Regions from separate parts of the Mus musculus genome. Here all the other regions are linked to region 3. A link is a loop called in an ENCODE intact Hi-C map of the cell type or tissue named here. Cell type or tissue: gastrocnemius. All regions are shown on one strand. Each heading gives the region's core, and the rest is flanking DNA. Links, peaks and the distances in the headings are about the cores only.

Region 1 (5,493 bases), core at 326-5,325, 69 kb after region 3:
AGAGCTTTCACTCTTCCAGGGGACTTGGATTTGGCTCCCTACACCCACCTTGGGTGACTTCCAACCTTCTGGAACCAGGAGAACTGAAGCCCTCTTCTGGCCTCCATGGGCTCCTGCATACATTTGATATACATAACTGACACGTATGACCTTTATTGACAGCACTTGGAAAGCACATCTCTGTGAGTTCAAAACTAGCCTGGTCTACAGAGTGAGTACTAGGACAGCTAGGAGTACACAGAGAAGCCCTATCTCAAACAAAACACAACACAACAAAACAAAAACAAAAACAAAAAGAACACATAAAACCCAGAAACAAATAAATAAAAATAATTTTTAAAAAAGCTTATTAGCCAATTCTTATTGGCAGTCTAGAGGATATTGATAGAACCTAGTAGGGAAACCCCCACTCAATTCCCAATTCTGTGGGCACCCAAAAAAAATCACGAAGGACCATCTTGATGTAATTACATGAGGACGTTTAATGACGTAGCTCCGGACCGACATGCATCCCACACAGGAGATAACGGATGTCGGCCATGAGGCTCGGAAGCTAGGGGTTTTTATGGGGTGAGGGGCTTAGGGGTGTGGAATTCAGCATAGCGACACACTATTGGCTTATTCAAACATCAGCAGAAAAATTACATGTACGTGCAGGGTGTCAGAGTTCTGTGAGTTGTTGACTCAGTTCAGATAGCCCTGCTATGTCTTCACAGTCCCCTTTATCTTATGGTCAAGATGTTCCCAGGAATGTTTTAACAACAGGGCATACCCAGGTTTGTTTTTCTTTATTCTCAGCCCCAGGCAGCCTCTAGGCTCACAAACAACCAGCAATTTCTGTGTACTTTATATGACTTACAGGTCTTGAAATTTCATCTTTCTTTCAATATAAGCCATGTTTTTTGGCTGGCCAGTTCTTTCTGAACACTTCAGATGTTTTACTCTGCAGATCAGGCTGGCCTTGAACTCATGAAGAGCCACCTGCTTCTGCCTCCAGGTGCTGGGATTAAAGGCATGCACTATTAGCACACTTGGCTATGGATACTTCCACTGCCCAGCTGCACCCAGAATCCTTCTCTGAAACAGAAGTAGAACCCAGAGGAAGGAGGCTCCACGAAGGGCTTCCACATTTTTGGTATAGATGCCACAGGGCTTAAGTGAGGACATCCTGCACAGTCACAGGGACTGGCACCATTAACAGTTGCATCCAGCTGTGTAGTGATGGCGCACGCCTTTAATCCCAGCACTCGGGAGGCAGAGGCAGGTGGATTTCTGAGTTTGAGGCCAGACTGGTCTACACAGTGAGTTCCAGGACAGCCAGGGCTACACAGAGAAACCCTGTCTCGAAAAACCAGGAAAGAAGAAGGAGGACGAGGAGGACGAGGAGAAGGAAAGAAGGAGGAGGAGGAGGAGAAGGAGAAGAAGAAGGAGGAGGAGGAGGAGGAGAAGGAGAAGAAGAAGAAGAAGAATTGCAGCCAAGTTCCTGGTGTCTGTGTTTATGATGGCAATGTTCTAGATGTTTTATTCTTTGTGCTATTTCTGAATGTGGTTTATGGCTTTAGTTATGGGGGTCAGCACTGAACCTGCTCTCCTGTCCTCCCAAGAATTATCTTTATAATAAACAGTTTTAAACTGTCCAACCACTTACACCTGCTGCTTGCAAACAAGAACCCTGTCTGAGATAGGCATATATATATATATATAATTTTTTTTTTTCCGAGACAGGGTTTCTCTGTCACTTTGTAGACCAGGCTGGCCTTGAACTCAGAAATCCTCCTGCCTCTGCCTCCTGAGTGCTGAGATTAAAGGCGTGTGTCACCACGCCCGACTCCAATATATTTTTGTAGGAGGGGAAACGTCTGATGATTCTCCTTGCATGTACTTCTGTGCCACTGTGTGTAAATCCACATGGTAAAATGCTAGGGCCCTGGGGATGGAGAGACAGCTCAGAGACTATGGAGCACTTCTCGCCCTTGCAGAGAACCTGAGTTCCATCCCCAGCACTCTGGGCTAGAGGTTACAGCAGCTGCTGGGAGGAGTGAGCTGGAGAAGAGAGAAAGCGAGGCCTTTTGAGTAAGGACCAGCAATGGCGGTCTCAGAGCAGCTATAGCAAAGGGGGAGGTCTTCAGAGAAAACAGTGGGAGAGCCCAGAACACCAGAACAAGCAAGCTCCAGTCTCCTGCTTCTACTTCAGAGGACAGGAGTTCAGCTGTCACATGGTGACAACCACCTGTAACTCCAACCCCGGGGGTACAGCTCCCTCTTCTGGCCTATGTTGGTACCTGCACACACTCACACAGACAAATACGGGTAAATTAAAATAAATCTTATAACAATAATTCAAGTTAAACACATGTTTTGCATCTGAACCTGCTTGTCTCTTGGAGGTTCTCAGCTACAGCACAAAGGAGGTCAAAGGCTAGTCCCGTCCATATTTTTATATTGGAGACCCTTGCGAACAATCCAGACAGAGCAAGGGCTCTTAGGGACTGTGAGAAACTCAAGAGCAAAGTTCACAGGGAGATGAGATGGAAAGTCACTTGTGCTTGGTTCTGGGTCACCCAGGAAAAGCAGTTTCTAGTTCTTTCTTGTGTATATTTGTGTGTGTTGGGGGAGGGATGATTTCTGTTCGATCATTATTCAGGACCATGCAATTGAGACAGGGTCTCACTGTGTAGCCCTGGCTGTCCTGGAACTAGCTGTGTAGACCAGACTGGCCTGGAAATCACAGATTTCCACCTGTCTCTGCCTCTGAGCACTAGGATTAAAGGCATGTACCACCACCACATGGCTAAAAATATTTTGGGGAGGGGTAGAGAGATGGCTTAGCAGTGTGTCTGAAGACAGTGTATGTATGTTTGTATAAATAACATAATAAAATCTTTAAAAAATAGTTTTTTCAATAACAGTTCCTCAACCTTCACCAAATTTTTTTTTACCAAGTGTGGTAATGCATACATTCTCTGTTGTTTTAGTTTTTTTGAACCAGATCTCACTATGTAACCCTGGCTCGCCTTAAACTCTCAGAGATCTGCTTGCCTTGACTCCTGAGTCCTAGGATTAAATCCTCTTGCACCTCCGTCCCCCCATTGTGTTCAAGTGACACTTGGCTTTAATCTCATTTTTCATTCAATAGGCAGAGGCAGGCAGATCACTGTGGATTCAAGACCAGTCTGGCTGAAGTCGTGAGTTTCAGGTCAACCAGGGCTACATAGTGAGACTCTGTCTCAAAAAAAAAAAAAAAAAAAAAAAAAAAAAAAAAAAAAAGCTAGAGCTGGGCGTGGTGGCGCACGCCTTTAATCCCAGCACTTGGGAGGCAGAGGCAGGTGGATTTCTGAGTTCAAGGCCAGCCTGAGCTATATAGAGAAACTGTGTCTCAAACCACCTCCCCCCCAAAAAAAAAGCTAGAACAAAGAAAAATTCTGAAAATAAAAAAATTGAGAATTTTCCCTGAAGAAGCTATATGTGTTGGTACACACTTGCTACACAAAAAACATAACTCAAAAAATCTTAAATGAACACAACCGTGTATTCTGGAGCTATTTCGAGTGACCACAGTTCAGTAACACACATTTAGGTTACCACAAATTCTGTGTTCTGATGTGGAAACAGTTTCATAGTTTTACAGAATAAAGAAAGTCCCAAATCAAGGCAAGTTTAAAACACATTTGTGGGTACATCAGAGAGGCAGGCACAGAGAGATTGGGGAAGCTTTCTATAGCCCAAGATGCTATATGGTGAGATCTTAGCTTCTGGGTTGGTGGAAGCTGAGGGTCTCTGTAAGAATCAGGGTCACTTATGGTGGATAGGACAGCTTCCTGATCTTCCAGAGGACCTGGGCACCGTTTCCAGCCCCGACACCAGGTAGCTCACATCGACCTAGAATGCCAGTTCCAGGGAGCTCACTTAGGCACACACAGAACCGTGTAAGTAAAATTCCTTTTTGACCTAGATCGGTCAAAGAATGGCGAGCGGTGAGTAAGGGGTTTGCATGGGGCCATGGCAGGAATCTAGGAAAATGAGTTATTTGAGTCCTGGAATGTTGTTTACTGTGGTTGGGAGTGTGTCACTGTTCAGGAATTTTTAAGAGTAGAGTAGCTGTGACTGACTGCTACGTTAGAGGGCAGGCATTATTTTCCTAGGGGGTTCAGAGGTTCCATTAGGGCTAAGCACTCAACACTGGCTTTGAAAAGAAGCTCCTTGGGCCAAGGCTGAGAGCAGCTCTGTGCTGTGGGTGGAATGATATTTAGAAGGCTGTTTGGCTGCATCTCCATTTAACAAAACAACACGGGTAGCTTCCCTCTAGGGCCTGCGACCACCTGAGCTACAGGCTTTCTCTAGGTTTACAGAACCAACTGTGAATCTCTCCCATGAAGGAGGCCTCACTCCAAGCAGAAAGCAGTTGATGGCCACTGTAGCAGTCCTGTCACTGTCAGGGGCACAACCTGCCTGGGGAGTCAGGCTTTAGCACCCAGCACTCACCGTGTGGTAATATCAGTGACTTTTCTCCCTCCATAGCCTGCATGCACAGTGCCTTCTCACACTATGAAAGCCAGCCAGCAGGGAAGAAACTTTTAGATCATCGAGTTACAGCCTCAGCACTTTTACATTTTAATTCATACTTTTTGTTTGTTTGACTGTTGTTCTGGGGATTAAATTCATTGCAACCACTGTAGCATCTGAACTACACCCCCATCTCTGTTTTCATGTTTTGAGGCAGTCTGGCTGACCTGGTACCTACTATGTAGATCAGCCTGACCTCTAACTTTTAACAATCCTCCTGCCTCAGCTTCTGAAATACTGGGATTACAAATATGCTGTAGCCCAGGCTGGCCTTAACCTCCTTATGTAGCCAAGAGTGACCCTGACTTCTGTTCCTCTTGCCTCCACCACTGTGATGATAGACCTACAGACATGTGACACGTGACACGTGACACAGCTGTTTTTATTTTTGAGATACAGTCTAGTTCATTTGCCCAGGCTGGCACTGAACTCACTCTGAAGCCCAGACAGACTTTGAATTTGTTATCCTCCCAGCTCAGCCTTCCAACTAGATAGGATTACAAGTCTCAACATGCAGAGTCAGCTTTTTTTCTTTTTTCTTTTTTTTTTTTAAAGATTTTATTTATTATACATAAGTATACTGTAGCTGTCTTCAGATCTCACTATGGGTGGTTGTGAACCACCATGTGGTTGCTGGGATTTGAACTCAGGACCTCTGGAAGAGCAGTCAGTGCTCTTAACCGCTGAGCCATCTCACCAGCCCCGCCAGCTTTTTTTCTTAATAAAGTATTGAAATGAGATCTGTATGTGTATCATCATGTTGTTAGTAGATTCACAGTACTGTGTGGTGAAGTATGCCGAGGATGTATGAAGTGTACTTTAGCTGGGCCTGATGGAGAAGGCTGTAACCCAGCTATTCAAACAACTGAGCAAGGCTGGTGGCTCACAACTGACTATAATTACAACCCCAGGGAAACCATCGCCCTCTTC
Region 2 (5,493 bases), core at 326-5,325, 120 kb after region 3:
TGTCTCAAAAACAAAAACAAAACAAAAAATAAAGAAAAAACCCTTCTAGACCAATCCTAGCACACAGGGGGCAGACAGGTGGATCTCTATGAGTTCCAGGCCAACCAAAGCTACACGGTCTCAAAATAAAACACCAAGTGGTCGGGTAGTACCGATTTGGTTCCTCTGCTTCTAGAGTTTCCTGATTAATTATCTGCGTTGAGAAACCACGAAGCCTCTGGGATAGAGGAAGAAGAGGTAAGCAGACAGGAAAACGCCAAGCCAGCAGTAACACAACTTTCATACGATCCAATTCTAGGAAAAGAACAGTGGCTTTCTACAAACTCCACTGATTCACAACAGTGGACATGTCTTTTAAAAAGGTCTCACATTGCATGGGACTTATCTGCAATGAAAGGTATTGAGGTTTGTGGGTTCATTTCTTTCAGTACTGGGGACAAGACTTAACTAGGAATGCCAGAGCTAAGTCCTCACCCTCTTCCCCCTTTGAAATATAAGGGAACACCTGCAGGGCCAACTGTCACCAATATCTAGGGCTTAATATTCCTCAAGATCTGAATGGCCTTTCTCATTAAAACAAGATATCCCACCAGCTAAATGTATTGATAAATGCAAATTCAGGATTTCCAGGCAGATACCTGGAGCCTGTGGAATGGAAGCATTGGCAGGCTAATTGAGATGAGCTCTAATTGTCTCTAGTTACCTTTTGAGGAGTCGTCACCCAGAGCAATAGCTGTCCCCTTAGGTGTGATGGGTCTCTCCCAGCGCCCTTCCAGTCAGACCTGCTGCTGTTCTGCTTGCCTTGCGTCGGTGGTTCGGCCAGGGCTACCAAAGTTCCTACGTTCTTTCCGAAACCAGCATTGGTTTTTCCCCCTTGGCAAGGCAAAGAACATGAGTTAAGGAAGCGTCTTTCCCGCTTCGCGTCCTTGCCCGGGCTGCAGAACACTACGCAACATTAAGGTGAAGGGTTCCCAGGCTCGTGTTCTCTTGCCAGCGTTTGCCCTTCGCCCTCCGATCTTCACTCCTCCATCACCCTTACCCTCTCTCGGCTCAGCTTTCCCCTTCTCTCCGCACGTGGCGAACCCACGACTTTGCACTAGTATTTAAGACCTTCCCCAAAGCCCACACCGAGAGGCTCACCCCGCCCCGCCCCTTCCAGTCCCGCCTCCAGGCGACTGAACTCAGTCTCTCCGGCCCTGCCCAATCCCCGCCTCGCCCGGCCCATCCTACACCCGCCCTGCCCACCTTTGAGATCTCCACATGAGGGCAGCTGGCCCGCAGGCCAGCCCGGCCCGGCTCGGCTCGGCTCGCACCTCCTGACTTGGTGACAGCGGGACAGCAGGACCCCGCCCCCTACCCCCGCCCTCCCGGGTCCCAGCGCCGCCATGTTTACTAAGGGCGGATGGAGCTGCCCGGGCGTCCGCACCGGGCTGAGGGTCATGCAGTAGCTCAAGGCAACTAAGCGCTAACTGGACAGGCCTGCGCTCCAGGAAGAATGGAGAGATGGTGGGTCTGTCCACCGCGAGCAAGCGCAGGACAGGAGCTCAGAATTCCGCGAGCAGCCCGAACCTGCGGGCAAATTACGCCTCGGGCTCCACGGCTCGTGCCCCGGGCGGACCAGGCCACGCCCCAGAGTGACAGGATTTGGAAGCTAAGCCTCGCCTCAAGGCTGGCGCGTGACACGCTGGGGGCGGAGCCTCGCGCTCGGTTCTCGCGAGCTGTCAAGACGGTGGAAAGCAGTGGGAAATGGCGTCTCGGGAGTCAGGCGGCTCTCGGGCGGCCGCCCTGCTCCTGGTTCTGGGCGTGGAGAGGGCCCTGGCTCTACCTGAGGTACAGAAGAAAGTTTGAGATCTGGCTGAAGAAGGTTGCTGGCCGTCAGCCCGGAATCCAGCTCGCCCGCCGGTGTCTGTCCCTTTGGCCAGTCGGAAGCTCAGATTTTTGTCCCTGAAGCTTCCCCGGGCCCTGTGCCTGCGGGGATGGTGTTGTCCAGTACTCACGTAGTGCAGGCCACTAGCACCTTCGCCCTGCCCACATTCAGAGTCCTTTGAAATTTGATCTCCTTGCTTTTGAATAATTTTAAATAGTGCTTCCCAGACGAGTCCCAGGGTTCTTCTGCCAGCTCTCCTTGCACGAATGCTGTGCGTGGTGCAATGGCACGACTATCTATCTATCTATCTATCTATCTATCTATCTATCTATCTATCTATCTATCTATCTATCTATCTATCTAAATATATAGTGATGCTTGAGTACGCTGTGTACCTGCAGCCCTTTAACACTTGCCAAACCATGCCTGTCAGGTGGAGAAGTCTCTGGAGAGGACACAGTATAGTCAAGTAATAATGCACAAACACGAGGATCTTCTCTCGTACAGTGCGCTGATTTGGTGCGGGGGTTTTAAGGGAAAAAAATGGGTTCTGTTTACAAAAGGCACTTTTCCGCTTTGCATTATGGGAATTCTGGAAAGGCTACTGACTTGTTCTTTTTTTTTTTTTTCTTTCTGGAGTCTTAATCAGGTTTCTTTCTCTTCTGCAGATATGCACCCTGTGTCCGGGAGGTATGCACAATTTGTCCAGAGTGGCTGCTTACTGTGAGGATACATCGAAGCTAATGCAGGCCCGATGCTGCCTGAATCAGAAGGGCACCATCTTGGGGTGAGGGAGGAGAAGACATCCTTGAATATTCTTTTGAACTTTTTAGAGTTCCCAGACTGGAGTCTACAGACTTGCCTAGCAGGCTCTGGGGATAAATATTAGTACCTAAGTGGAGACATTTAATGCTCGATTCTAAACATTTGAATTTGATGATTTTTCGATAAGTAAATGATCTTTTGATTTTTTTTTCCCTGAATGACAAATCATAGTTTTTGCCATTTTATAGGCTTTTGTGGCTTCATTTAAAATAGTTTTATTATTAAGTCTTTGTATTATTTTTACTAAAATACATTTAAATTTTTCTTCATTTTATTTTTTTGTTTTTAATTGTGTCTGTCTGTCTGTCTGACTGTCTGGGTACAGGCACTTGAGTGCAGGTGCTGGAAAATTTCAGAGGCCTTGGATCCTCCTGGAGCTGGAATGATAGGCAGTTGTGAGATACAGTGTGGGTACTGGGAACTAGACTCAGGTCTTCTGTAGGAGCAATACTGGCTCTTAACTGCTAAGCCATCTTTCCAGCCTTTAATTTTTTTTTTTCCTTCTTCTTCTTATTGTTGTTCTGGGTACTAGGAAATGAACCTAGGACTTTATGCAAGCTACCTTTTTTGGATTTGCTTTTCCTTTTGTTTTCTTTGAGACAGAGTCTTGCTATATAGCCCTGCCTATCCTGGTACTATGTAGCACAGGTTTTGGTCTCAAACTCATATCATTGCTGTTACAGCTTCCCAAGTACTGGGATTACAGGGGTGAGCCATCACATCTGGCTCTTTTCAGTATTTTGACACATGATCTCACTAATTGCCCACACTAACCATGAACTTGTGATCCTCCTGCCTCAGCTTCCTGAGTAGCTGGGATTACAGGCTTGCAAAAACATATATATTTTATGTTATGATTTTTGTAGTTTGTAGGCACACAGTAAATGGAAAAATAATTTGTTGAAGTCCTTTTTATTTGGTTGGTTTGTCTTTTCTTTTTTAAATTTTTATTTATTTATTTATTTATTTATTGTGTATAGTGTGCCAGAAGAGGGCACCAGATCTCATTATTGATGGCTGTGAGTTACCATGTGGTTGCTGGAAATTGAACTCAGGACCTTTGGAAGAGCAACTTAAGAACTTTTAACCTCTGAGCCATCTTTCTAGCCCCCTTGGTTGGTTTTTCAACATAGAATTTTTCTGTCCTGGAGCTCCTTCTATAAACTAGGCTGGTCTCAAACTCAGAGATCTGCCTGCCTCTGCCTCTCAAGTGCCAGAATTAAAGGTGTGCACCACCACAAGGCTTGGAGGCTTGAAATCCTTAATGTACAGGCATTTACAGTTACCTGTAACATAAAATCTACTTGGGCCAGGCGTGGTGGCACACTCCTTTAATCCCAGCACTTGAACCCACCCACCCCCCCCCCCCAAAAAAAAGAAAGAAAAAAAGAAAAAGAAGAAAGAAAATCTACTTGGGAAAACTTAAGTGATTTGCCTTTTTTTCCTTTCATTTAACACCTCTGTGTGCAGTTGTAACTTCAGTACTTGGGAGGAATATCAAGGTAACCCTCAGCTACTTAGTGAATTTGAGGCTAGCTTGGGTTACATTGAAACCTTGTCTCAAAAGAAAATGATCTCTGTGGGGATGCTGATCATTCTCTCTAATCCAGCATTTGAGAAGCTGAGGCAGGAGGATTGTCACTCGGTTGAGACTGACTCACTCTCTCTCTCTCTCTCTTTTTGGTTTTTTCGAGACAGGGTTTCTCTGTGTAGCCCTGGCTGTCCTGGAACTCACTTTGTAGACCAGGCTGGCCTTGAACTCAGAAATCCGCCTGCCTCTGCCTCCCAAGTGCTGGGATTAAAGCACTCAGGGGCAGTGGGAGACAGATCTCTGAATTTGAGCCTAGACTTGTCTAAAAAGTGAGTTCCAAGACAGCCAAGGCTACACAGAGAAACCTTGTCTCAACAAAACAAAACAAAACAAAACAAAATCTCTGTCTGTGGCTTGGTGCTAGGACTTGCCTGAAATGCACAAGGCCCTGACAACAGTAACTTCTGAGTGTAAGAATTTCAGTAAAACCTACTAATCCTGGAGGGAAAAAAACCCACAAGGCTTCTTCCAGTATTTGCACAATGCATGGCTCTACTGATTAGAGCTGGAGAGATGGCTCAGCAGTTAAGAGCACTGAGTCCTCTTCCAGAGGTCCTGAGTTCAATTCCCAGCAACCACATGGTAGCTCACAACCATCTTTGGTGGGATCTGTTGCCCTCTTCTGGTGTGTCTGAAGACAGTGACAGTGCACTCATATAAATAAAATAAATAAATATTAAAAACAAGAAACTGTGTGACCCAATAGAAATTCCAGTTGCTGACTGAAATGCTACATATCTGTACTAATCAGCACAGGATCCAAGGTTTTATGTGTTTGAAGTGTTGCTTTTGAGAGTGAACTTGAATTTTAGGTAAATTAAGATGTCTACATGTAGCCAGGGCTAACTAGATTGGCTACTACATGATTACAATGTCTGCTACCATAGCCTTAACCTTACAGTTCTGAACATAGATATTCCATCAATATTAGCTTAAGTAGGGGATGAAAAAGAGGCAGAGTTGACACTGATTTCTTTGTTTCTTCAGGCTAGATCTTCAGAACTGTTCCCTGAAGGATCCTGGTCCAAACTTTTTACAGGCTTATACTGCTATTATCATGTAAGTGGTTATATATTTTCCTGCCCAAAAGATAAATATGGTGATGGGAAATAACTCTTGAGAAGGTAGGTTAATATTAGCATCTAACCTTGTACAACTGAGGATAAGGAGTGGGTTACTGGCCCAGGACAGCACATATAAAGGCTAATAG
Region 3 (5,493 bases), core at 376-5,375:
AGAAATTGCCCCCTTGCCAAACTGTTCAGTAATTTCTGAATTGTCTTCAATAAGGGGAGAAGTGAGGTGGGAAGGGGTAATCTCTGCCCTGCTTGGTAATTTGCCCTTGACCAGCACAAGGGTGGGCAGGCAGGCCTGTAAAGAGTGTAATTCATGATATGATTTTTCATAATTAGCCAATCAGCACCTTGGGTCTGGGTGTATGGAGATGGGAGACAATGCAAAGAAAGCCTTGATGGGCTAAGGGACCCACTGGGACTTCTAGAGTCAGTTCCAGAGTTTCGAGCCTGCAGCATGGCGTCAAAGAGCTGAGGTTTAGGCCCCTTCAGAGGAAGCCGAATGTGTCAAAAGGGTGTATCTCAAAAGTGAGTGGGCATTCCCATACTAGAGGTGACTTTCAAATTGGGCAATCTTTTTCATCTATCTATTAAGCAAGTGGTGATTGGCAGCAACTCCAATCAAGGACGTGCACACGGTACCTCAGGTAGGGAGAGGAGAAGCTGAGGAGAAAGGTTTATTGCCCTCTGGCCTGGATCCAGGCATATTCACATACATATCTCCAACTGCAGAAGGCCCAGGAGACCAAGGACTTTTATACCCAGAAAGGCTCGCTCATGCCACTGGTGAGGATGGAAGGCACTCTACTGCACTACAGAAAAAACACATGTTGTGTGGCCAAGGCCACCTAGACCAGCCAAACAAAAACTCTTCCTCAGAGTGCCAGTTTTGACCTAAGGGATGACGTGGGGAGCCTGACTCAGTAGGGTGTTCTGTCAGTTGCAAGCTCCCAACTAAGAGACTAACTAAAGAAGCTTTGTAGTTCGATGTGTGCTCCCAGCAAGGGGCCTTCTGGGAAGTGTAGTCTCAGCAAGAGGCCTTCTGGGAAGTGTAGTCTCACACACTCATTCTGGAGGACGTGGTTTCCAAGGAACATGGGGCTGGCTTCTTGTCACATGTTGTAATTGTGTTTATCCTTGGATAATTTAACACGGACACACACCACCACCAACAAAAAAGGACACCTAAGCAAAGTAGGACAAGGCTCACCTCACCGTAGGGCTCAGAGCTCTGTGCTCCCCAGCCTCCTGCCATGCTGCTGGTATCACTACTAGATACAGGGTCCCTAGCTGTCAGAGAACCTGGTACTGGCTGACCTCCTTTTTTCCCTTCCTGTCTTGTAATGTAGGAACCTGCCAGATGTGTCTGCTAAGGACTTTGAGAAGGTCGATCTGACCCGGTTCAAGTGGATCCACATTGAGGCAAGCCCTTCCCTACCTGTGTTTCTAGGGGCTTAGCCTGTCAGGCCCTTCTGCATGGTCAGCCTCTTCTGTAATTTCTTTGAACCATGAAATATGGTAGGGATACTAAATAGCTCTCCCCATCCCTCTCCACTCCTGTGTTTTCCTATGAGGAAACTGAGGCCCAGAAAGAGAGATACAGGGGCATACAATCACAGATAGCACTGGGCAGAAGACCCCATTTTTGTGTTAGGCTACCTCCCTCCTGGTATCTGCCTTTGCTGACTTCTTTTACTTCTCAGGACAGGAAGGACAGGAAGGAGAGGGTCTGGAGGGAATTAGAACTTTCTTTCCAAGGGAGAAGTTTTGGGATCAAGATGAGAGGAAATCTTAAGAAGTGCAGGCATCCACTCCTTGTCTCATCATTTGACTTAGTCTTCAGGTTGTGTCCCTCTCCCTCTCCATCTCTTCTTCACTTTTCCTCTCCTTTCCCGTCTCACCTCCCTGGTCCTTCTTTCCCTCTTTGTCTCATTCTTGTTCTCTCTGTGTGTTTTGTTTGTTTGCTTGCTTGCTCTTTGTTTGACACATGGTCTGGCTATGTAGACCAGGCTGGCCTTGAACTTACAGAAATCTGACTGATTCAGTCTCCCAAGTTCTGGGATTAGAGGAGTGTGCCTCCACACCCAGCCTTTTTCTTTTTTGCTTCTTTTTCTGTCCCGCCTTTCTAGTGTTTTACTATGTAGCCCAGGCTAGCCCAGAATTCACAATCTTCCTGCTTCAGCCTCTCAAGTGCTTTGTTCACAGGCATGTATGTCCAGCATCTTTTATTCTTCAGTCTCATTTGGGAAATGAAAAATTTGGCCAATAAGGTCTCCAAGGTCCATGACAGTCCTAGAATTATGTAGCTGCAATAGTGCTCCAGCCCAGCTTCCTCCAATCCCTCTCCCTGCTCACCCAGAGGTCCATCAGGGAGGAAGGAATGAACTCTTTATCAGCTAGGCTCTGAGCTGCCCTGTCCTGCCCCAGGGCCGGAATGCATCGGAACAGGTGAAGATGCTGCAGCGGATAGAGGAGCACAATGCCAAGCAGCCTCTGCCACAGAAGGTCCGGGTGTCGGTGGAGATAGAGAAGCCCCGTGAGGAGCTCTTCCAGTTGTTTAGCTATGGTGAGGTGGTAAGTGTCCTGCAGCTCCTCCTGCCTATCTCTAGCTAATTGAATCTTAGAGCTAGAGAGGACCCTAGTCCTGCCTACCAGCCTCTGAGTGACAGCCTAGCAGCTCCCAGAAGACCACAGCTGGGAGGCTGGAGGTGACCCAGAAGTAGACTTTTCCCGCTCAGGTGAATCCACAGGTGTACGGCGGACAGGGCTCAGACAGCTATGGGCGTCCCTTGTTTGTCTGCTTTAGTCTTTCCCTCTGCAAAAGAAGGAATGACTGCTCTCCGAGTTACCAGTTTTTCCCACTTAGATGGCATGTTGTGAGGGCCAGTAGCAATGAGAGGAGGATGGGAAGGAGACTCGTACAAGGAAAACTTAGGCCAGAGTGTAAAGGGTATCACTGCTAAAGCTGGTTGGACAGTGTCCAGATGTAGTTTGTTGGCCTTGTTGCCCAATTAAAAAATATGGCAGACTGATCCCCATTCCCCCAGAACTATTCTAGGGACTCTGTCTTGAAGCCACTGTGGAGAGAGCCTTGTTTTACAGATGAACCCACTCTGCAGGGCTGGGCTGTGTGGGGAACAGATGAAACACAGCTCACTCTTGAGAGTCAGTCTGGCTTGACTTCACCCCAAGATGGCGCTCTAGGCTCTTTCTGGGTTTTGAATTCCCTCATGCCAGAATGAAAATACCAGGGCTACAGTATCACAGTTCCCAAGGCTGTATTTTGGCACAACTTAAGCAAACATAAAACGCGTACCTGTGGGTCAGCAAGAAGCCACACTAGGGACTTACGTGACTGAGTTGGAGGAGTTGTGCTATAACCTGGAGTCAACACCAGGTTGTTGGTAGTGAGTAGCAATTAGAGGTGACTACCAGTCTCTTTCACTGCCTACAGGTGTTTGTCAGCAAAGATGTGGCCAAGCACCTGGGGTTCCAGTCAGCAGTGGAGGCCCTGAGGGGCTTGTACAGTCGAGTGAAGAAAGGGTGAGTTGGGAAGCCAAGAAAGGGTCTGAGGGGTCTGGGGGATGACGGGGACTAGCGCCGATCTGTGTGAGTCTTACAGGGCTACGCTTGTCTGTGCCTGGGCTGAGGAGGGTGCCGATGCCCTGGGCCCCGATGGTCAGCTGCTCCACTCAGATGCCTTCCCACCGCCCCGAGTAGTAGACACTCTTGGGGCTGGAGACACCTTCAATGCCTCTGTCATCTTCAGCCTCTCGAAGGGTGAGGTCATCACCATGCAGCCAGGGCAGGGCTGGGCCTGTCATGCTCCCAAACACCAGGCTGAGCCTGCTATTTGTCCTTTCTCCAGGAAACAGCATGCAAGAGGCCCTGAGATTCGGGTGCCAGGTGGCTGGCAAGAAGTGTGGCTTGCAGGGGTTTGATGGCATTGTGTGAGAGGCAAGCGGCACCAGCTCGATACCTCAGAGGCTGGCACCATGCCTGCCACTGCCTTCTCTACTTCCTCCAGCTTAGCATCCAGCTGCCATTCCCCGGCAGGTGTGGGATGTGGGACAGCCTCTGTCTGTGTCTGCGTCTCTGTATACCTATCTCCTCTCTGCAGATACCTGGAGCAAATAAATCTTCCCCTGAGCCAGCTTTGTCTGTCTGTCTGTCTGAGTGGGGTTTTGTTTGTTTGTTTGTTTGTTTTTTTATTGGTTTTCTGTTCGAGATAGGGTCTGGTCGTGAAGCTTAAGGTTGATCATGAACTTGAAACGCTCCTGTTTCAGCCTCCCTGTGCTGGGATCCCAGGCCTGGCTCATTCGCCCTCGTGGATCTTCACCCTGCTCTGGTTGGAACTGAGGTTCTGACACTACACTCCAGCAACTTTTCTCTTCCTCCTTCTTCATTCTTTAAATAGCCTCACCCACTAACCCAGCGGGGAGGGCATGCAGTCCAAAGCAGCTGGCGTGCTCCCACCTCCTGTCAGCTGTGCTCCCACCTCCTGTCAGCTGTCATCAGAGGAGTTTCATCCAGGTCAGGGAGAACAGACAGCCAGAGAAAAAAAGCCCTCCAGACTCTTTGAGCCATGCAGACTGTGTTAGCTGTGGTGGTCAAGGAGCCTGCTTTCTGGGTTTATGGGTCTCTGCTCAAACTACCTTTTTCCATGGGTTTCCCAGGAACCTAAAAGCCCCCAGAGGTTATCTTTAGTGAAATTGGTACTTCGACCACAAATGTAACCTGACACAGAACGCTGCCACTGTGCCCCCAGAGATTATCTTTAGTGAAATTGGTACTTCGACCACAAATGTAACCTGACACAGAACGCTGCCACTGTGCCTTGGTGAGGTTAGAACCAGATGACGCGTCAGGATCAGGTTCTAATGTGAGATCTGGGACAACTGGATAAAAGCACAGGCTTCCTTGTCACACAGACACGAGTTGAAGATGTTTAATTAGGGCCGGACAGTGGTGGTGCACGCCTTTAATCCCAGCACTTGGGAGGCAGAGGCAGGGGAATTTCTGAGTTCGAGGCCAGCCAGGAGTGAGTTCCGGGACAGCCAGGACTACACAGAGAAACCCTGTCTTGAAAACCCAAAAAAAAAAAAAAAAAAACCAAAAAACATACTTAATTAGGTGTGTGCCACCTTAGGGCGCATTGCTTAACTCCATTCTCTTCAATCTCTCATCGGTCAGATGGAGTTGATGTTTGCCTGGTCATAGAATCATTGTGAGGATAAAAATCAGACAAAATGCTATCTTAAAATGTTAGCCTGGGGCTGGCAAGATGGCTCAGTGGTTAAGAGCACCAACTGCTCTTCCGAAGGTCCCGAGTTCAAATCCCAGCAACCACATGGTGGCTCACAACCATCTGTAATGAAATCTGGTGCCCTCTTCTGGAGTGTCTGAAGACAGCGACAGTGTACATATAATAAGTAAATAAATCTTTAAAAAAATGTTAGCCTGGTGTCTGGTGTGCTCAAGGTTCTCAGAAGGAGGAGGAGGAAGATGAAGAGAAGAAAGAGGGAGAAGATGGTTATTAATGCCATCACTAGGACTGGGGATCCATACAGGGAAATGGGGACCATTGTCTGCCTAGAGTTACACAGAGTGGAGAGGGAACTCCAGGGGAGTGCTGTGCTCCAAGGATAGACTAAGC

Evidence for each region. Hi-C counts contacts between places; a loop is a spot of excess contacts. Peaks named below come from ENCODE experiments on the same cell type or tissue, not always from the same donor. Only the 100,000 strongest peaks of a DNase experiment are listed, where the experiment ranks them.
Region 1: it touches region 3 in a loop (5-fold over the local background); 23 of 42 quality-filtered maps call a loop at or near these places.
Region 2: it touches region 3 in a loop (2.9-fold over the local background); 2 of 42 quality-filtered maps call a loop at or near these places.

The regions. Positions count from the first base shown.
Region 1 is chr5:30,996,277-31,001,769 of GRCm38, forward strand. No RefSeq gene overlaps it. Among named protein-coding and RNA genes, the nearest start is that of Tcf23, 30 kb to the left of the region's middle. In gastrocnemius, for the core only: a CTCF peak has its summit at 2,275 (motif pointing left); no DNase peak of the experiment used is centred there; H3K27ac peaks cover 484 bases.
Region 2 is chr5:31,046,927-31,052,419 of GRCm38, forward strand. Slc5a6 (solute carrier family 5 (sodium-dependent vitamin transporter), member 6) reads right to left here and starts at 1,153. Exons shown (of 18, transcript NM_001360022.1): 1 at 1,040-1,153; 2 at 704-873. It overlaps Atraid (all-trans retinoic acid induced differentiation factor), which reads left to right and starts at 1,714. Exons shown (of 7, transcript NM_027855.4): 1 at 1,714-1,830; 2 at 2,536-2,654; 3 at 5,271-5,342. The coding sequence starts at 1,747. In gastrocnemius, for the core only: CTCF peaks have their summits at 2,631 and 3,693 (motif pointing right); DNase peaks (open chromatin) are centred at 1,339, 1,682 and 2,596; H3K4me3 peaks cover 2,796 bases; H3K27ac peaks cover 3,142 bases.
Region 3 is chr5:30,927,257-30,932,749 of GRCm38, forward strand. It overlaps Khk (ketohexokinase), which reads left to right. Exons shown (of 9, transcript NM_001310524.1): 5 at 1,187-1,259; 6 at 2,265-2,411; 7 at 3,292-3,380; 8 at 3,460-3,617; 9 at 3,706-3,992. The coding sequence ends at 3,791. Among named protein-coding and RNA genes, the nearest start is that of Khk, 8.4 kb to the left of the region's middle. In gastrocnemius, for the core only: a CTCF peak has its summit at 3,025 (motif pointing right); DNase peaks (open chromatin) are centred at 3,032 and 3,746; H3K4me3 peaks cover 914 bases; H3K27ac peaks cover 1,708 bases.